2 separate regions of the Homo sapiens genome follow, and region 2 is linked to region 1. Evidence: read pairs that join two places in POLR2A ChIA-PET (ENCODE). Cell type or tissue: Panc1. All regions are shown on one strand. Each heading gives the region's core, and the rest is flanking DNA. Links, peaks and the distances in the headings are about the cores only.

The links. Peaks named below come from ENCODE experiments on the same cell type or tissue, not always from the same donor. Only the 100,000 strongest peaks of a DNase experiment are listed, where the experiment ranks them.
Region 2: POLR2A ChIA-PET joins it to region 1 with 5 read pairs; 27 of 35 experiments call an interaction of 5 or more read pairs at or near these places.

The regions. Positions count from the first base shown.
Region 1 is chr2:64,773,365-64,776,285 of GRCh38, reverse strand. No RefSeq gene overlaps it. Among named protein-coding and RNA genes, the nearest start is that of LINC01800, 89 kb to the left of the region's middle. In Panc1, for the core only: no CTCF peak of the experiment used is centred there; no DNase peak of the experiment used is centred there; H3K4me3 peaks cover 585 bases; H3K27ac peaks cover 655 bases.
Region 2 is chr2:64,647,715-64,650,635 of GRCh38, reverse strand. All of the region lies in intron 1 of SERTAD2 (SERTA domain containing 2), which reads left to right. It overlaps SERTAD2-AS1 (SERTAD2 antisense RNA 1), which reads right to left. Exons shown (of 2, transcript XR_940172.3): 2 at 2,070-2,921. Among named protein-coding and RNA genes, the nearest start is that of SERTAD2, 4.7 kb to the left of the region's middle. In Panc1, for the core only: no CTCF peak of the experiment used is centred there; no DNase peak of the experiment used is centred there; H3K4me3 peaks cover 638 bases; H3K27ac peaks cover 2,448 bases.

The sequences.
Region 1 (2,921 bases), core at 188-2,687:
TTTGCCAAGCTGTGAATTCAAAAGAAAAGTTCTTGAAGAAATTAGAAGTGCTACTCAACTGAAAACACAAATGATAAGAAAGTGGAACAGACTTATTACTGACATGGAGAACGTTTGAGTGGTCTGGATAGAAGATCAAACCAGCCACAACATTCCCTTAAGCCAAAGCCTAATCCAGAGCAAAGCCCTAACTCTTTTCAATTCTATGAAGGCTAACAGAGGTGAGAAAGCTGCTAAAGAAAAGTTTGAAGCTAGCAGAGATTGTTTCGTGAAATTTAAGGAAAGAAGTCATCTGCATAATATAAAAGTGCAAGGTGAAGCAGCAAGTGCTGATGGAGAAGCTGCAGTGAGTTATCCAGATCCAGCTCAGGCCTTGATAAAAATGTCTACATTAATCAATAGATTTTCCATGTAGACAAAACAGCCTTCTATTGGAAGAAGATGCCATCTGGGGCTTTCATGTCTAGAGAAAAGCCAATGCCTGTCTTCAAAGCTTCAAAGGACAAGCTGACTCTTGCTAGGGGCTAATGCAGCTGATGACTTTAAGTCAGAGCAAATGCTCATTTATCATTCTGAAAATCCTAGGGCCCTTAAGAATGATGCTAAATCTACTCTGCCTATGCTCTATAAATGGAAAAACAAAGCCTGAAGGACAGCACATCTGTTTACAGCATGGTTGACTGAATATTTTAAGCCCACTGTTGAGACCTACTGTTCAGAGAGAAAAAAAAAAAAGATTTCTGCTCATTTATGATGTACCTGGTCACTCAAGAGCTCCAATGGAGATGTACAAGAAGATTAATGTTGTTTTCATGCTCACTAAAACAACATCCATCTTCAGCCCATGGAGCAAGGAGTAATTTTGACTTTCAAGTCTTTCTTTTTTTTTTTTTTTTCCAGACGAAGTCTCACCCTGTTACCCAGGCTGGAGTGCAGTGGTGCAATCATGGCTCACTGCAGCATCAACCTCCTAGGCCTAAGCCATCCTCCCACCTCAGCTTCCTGAGTAGCTGGGACCACAGGCATGCGTCACTATGTTGCTCTAAGTTTTAATTTTTTTTGTAGAGACAGGGTCTCCCTGTGTTGCCCAGGATGGTCTCAAATTCCTAGGCTCAAGTAATCCTCCTGCTTCAGCCTCCTAAAGGCTGGGATTATAGTCATGAGCCACCACGCCTGGCCTGACTTTCAAGTCTTAATATTAAAAAAAATACACTTCATAAGGTTATAGCTGTCATAGATAGTGATTCCTCTGATGGATCTGAGCAATGAAAATTGAAAACCTTCTGGAAAGGATTAGCCATTCAAGATGATATTAAGAACATTCATGATACATGGGAGGAGCCCAAAATATCAACATTAACAGGAGTTTCAAAGAAGATGATTTCAATCTTCATGGCTGACTTCGAGAAGTTCAAGACTTCAGTGGAGGAAGTAACTGCAGAGGTGATGTAAATAGCAAGAGAACTGGAATTAGAAGTGGAGCCTGAAGGTGTGACTGAATTGCCAAAATCTCATGATAAAACTTGAATGAATGCTTCTTACAGATAAGCAAAGAAAGTGGTTTCTTGAGATAGAATCTACTCCTGGTGAAGATTCTGTGAACATTGTTGAAATGATAACAAAGGATTTAGAATATTACATCAACTTAGTTGATAAAGCAGTGGCAGGGTTTGAGACAATTGGCTGCAATTTTGAAAGAAGTTCTACTGTGGGCAAATGCTCTCAAACAGCATTGCTTGCTATCGAGAAATCTTCCCTGAAAGGGAGAGTCAATCAATGTAGCAAACTCATTGTTGTCTTATTTTAAGAAATTGCCACAATCATCCCAACCTTCAGCAGTCACCACCCTGATCAGTCAGCAGCCATCAATATCAAGTCAGGATCCTCCACCAGCAAAAAAGTTTGTGATTCAATGAAGGTGCAGGTGATCATAGCATTTTTTTAAGCAATAAAGTATTTTTAAATTACGGTATGCACATTGTTTTTTAGACGTATGCTATTGCACTCTTAATAGACCAAGCATAGTGTAAATATAACTTTTATATGCACTGGGAAACCAAAATAAATTAGGATGACTCGCTTTATTGCAGTGGTCTGGAATTAGACCTGCTATATCTCTGAGGTATGCCTGTATTTCTATCTGCAAGGTAGAGCTGGGTATTTCTAGCTGTGTGCGTAGAAAAGGGTGGAAAAAGGGTACTGAGAATGATCCAAAGTGTCCTGGGCAAAAACAGGAACTGTACCAAGGACAGGCACAAATGGTTGACACCCGTGGCCATACACAGTAATCAGAGCAAAAGAAGATTAAAAGCCAAGATCAGCCACGAATCCGGAAGAGCTCCCTGCTCAGGCCCCGCCCACGGGCTGTCTCCTAGAAAACCTGTCCTCCAGTGATCCTCTGTAATGAAGTGGTACCAAAACATAAAGCAAGAAATAGTCAACTGAGCAAGATGCTCTGCGGCCAAGACATGATGGACATCAGAACAGAGTGAGAAGGTCCCTGAGCAGTTCAAGGTGGAGAAGGGCGAGGGGCAAAGTAGAGGTGGAAAGGGTTGTTGTATTATATATAGTTTAGGCTACTGAGAACAGCTGACTGCTGATTAGGAATTCCCAGACTGGAAGGATTATACAAGACTTATTAAGCGGAAAGAAAGCGAAAGTAGTTACAGCTACATGGGCTCCGACTTGTAAGTAAGGATGATGTGGAGAGCTGGGTTTTTGCGCTGCTCCAGATGAGAATCTTGGGAGTCTGAGGCTAGTAAACAGGTGCCACTATATCCTGGGTTTAGCCCACATCACCAATATTTTGTTATTCAAATGTATTAACATTTCAGTAATGGTATATACAATCTCCAGCCTCCTCTGCCTCTTCCCACTTCTAACTTACCTACAGTTTTACATCTTGGGAGGTCATCCACTAA
Region 2 (2,921 bases), core at 141-2,640, 130 kb after region 1:
TGGCTACTAATCTAGAAAAAATGATTGTCTCAAATGGCCAGTGCAGTTGATATTAAAGGCAAACTTATGCCCTGTGTGCAGATGCTGGGAAACCCTTATGAACAGAACTGTCCCCTGGAGCGTCCGTCACTCATTGTGTGGAGCAGTGTCTTTCTCCATTAGCACTGTGTGGCAGTTCATTCTTTGTATGAATCTGTGAATGGCATATGTCAGCCCAATAAGACGACATTCCTATTCTGAGTAATAAATAGACTCCTTGTTTTGTTTTTTTTTTCTCGGAGATCACGAGACAAACAAAACATGATTGGCTGTCTAAAAATTTTCTTTGAAATACAAATGAAAATTTTAAAGTAAAATATCACAATATATTTTATAATATATGATTTCTAATAGGACAGAACAGATACTGCCAGTTTGAACAAGCACCACATATAGACAGCGCAAACTCTCTTTTGAAAATTCTGCCCTCTTTGTGGTCTGAGGGATCCCAAAGCTGGAAAGACCCATTTGTCTTTTCTCAGAATCCTCTGTCCCTCATCTGAACTTAATGCTAGGATTCTCTGAAGTAAACCCCACAATTTGATTGATCTATTTTGGAAACCCAAGATCACCTAAGCTGTATTCCGCACCCATTGCAGTTTTCAGCTCAGAATGGAGTTGGCATCTGTGCTCCTGGCCGGCCTATTCTTACACTTGCACACTGTCTGGCCAGAGCTGGCCCTGCCTCCCCACAGGGACAGCAGATCAAGGGGTGAGTGTGCCCGGCCCACCTCCACCCTGAGTAGAGAGTGGACTGAGCTATGCGGAGGCGTGGGGTGGGGGCTGGAGGGAGAAGAGCAGAGGACAGATCTGGAGCTGACTGTGCAACTGCTATAGCAGGTCTGACTAGTTTGAGGTGCCCAAAGGCAGCTTTGTTTCTCTAGTAACTCCAGGTAGCAGCAAACTTCAGTTCTTAAAACTCATTCATGTCTGCCTTACTATCTTTTTTGTCACTTTACAAAAACCTGTAGCTTTGCAGAGTTACTAATTAATTCTAAGCTTTTTTCCTTTAAAAACCTTCCTAGGCAGTTAACTGAAAAGAAGCTAAGCATTCTCTAAGGACTTTCCCATAGAATAGTAAAGGGGAAGGGATTCTGGTTCTTACAGACATGATCTATGTCTATATATTCTGTATATCCATATGCACACTCACTGATGTTTAACAGTGGGCTGAGTGAACCTGTTGAAGAAAAGTAAAATGTACACTTGAATAGACCATGGTCAAAAACACTAAATGATCAAAAGTCTCTTGCTCCAGATCAGCCTTTAGCGCTTTGCTTGCCTCTGCTCCGGCCGGCTGCTTATCATTCCACGCCATGCACTGCAGCTCCTGGGGTTTGGAGCAGGCCTGCTGGTGTACCCCACCCTTGTGTTTAGAAGTATTGCCCAAGTTAAACTCAGAGAATCTGAAAGTCCCAAGGTCATCTCTACACCAGAACAGGTTTGCATAAAATCCTAGTCACGCTAATGAGATATCGAGCTGGCAGCTGCTTTAAACTGATCTTCCCTGTGTGGTTATCCCATTTTATAATAGGTGATACAGATTTGCTTTTCAGATTTCTTTCCTTCTTTGAGGGGACATCTCCCTGCCCATCTGTACCTCTCCTGTGTCTTCCGTGCTATCAGAGAAAACCAATCTGCCTGAGGAATTTGGGTGCTATGATCCAGAGTGGAAGAATTTTTGCTCTGCCTCTCTGCTTGTCAGGAACTTGGTGGTCTTTTCTGAACTTTTTAAGGCAAACTAATTTTTTTAAATAGTTTTACCATGTCCAGAAATATAAAATAAAATACGTTTCACTGGCAGTGATTCTTAGCTCTCTGACAAGTAGTTGGTTTACACATTAAAAATTCAATTCTTCAGGTGGTTCCTGCCTCCTTCTAAAGCTCCAGAAGACAGGTAGAATGAATAGAGTGGCAGGCTGGGGGTGGCAGGCTGGGGAGGTTGAGGAAGGCTTTCCATGAAGACCATTGAAGGTAATTGAAGAATTATGAAGTATTTTCCTTAGAAAATAAATAGTTATTACATTTAGTGTGGTACTCTGATTATTTTTATTGTATTTAAGTGACATAGCTTAAAGTTCAATGAGCCATTCATTATCAATGCACAGAAGTCCTTGGGAAGACAAACATTTTATCTCAAAATAGTCCCAAAGTAGTTATTCTTTAATGGCTGCCATATTTACAAAGTATCATTTACTCCCCTCAAGTTTAGTTGTATCCTCATTGCCTTTTTCTTTCTACAATTATTGTCTGTGTGTGAATTATTCAGGTATATGATACAAAGTTTAAATTGTCTTTGTAAAACCTTATTAGCCTACCTAATTCTTAGAGGCAACCAAATTAAACATTCGGAACATGTAGGTTACTTACATGGGACAGGTATTACATAAAATAGTTATTTCCTTCCATTTGCATGTCTCAAGTATATTTCTATTATCCTGCACCTCAAATTTTTGTACTCATGTCATGTTGTAGAAATGTGATATTGTTCTCTAGGGAATCCAAGTTTAGGCCGTACAATACAATGTTCAGTTTTACACAGTAAGTAAAAGAAACAACATTTCTCAGGTTTTCCTCTTTGGACTGCACGGATAAGTTATAAGATGAAATATGTTCTGTATTTGTAAGGAATATTTTAAGTGATTCTTTGATAGTAATGAAGCATCCAGATTTGAAGGCATGACTAGTTTTTAATTTTTAACTTTTAAGAAAAGCTTCCATTGAAGCATTTCTTGAAGTAGCATACTTTACTTTTATTCCTTAGTTTTATTCAGTGGCAAATAGTTGTCTAATAAAACCTAGAAGGCCACCTTTGGTTTTAACTAAGATGTAATTTTATCTTTCACAGAATTGTTCTAAAACCTTATATTTCCCTGTTTTAG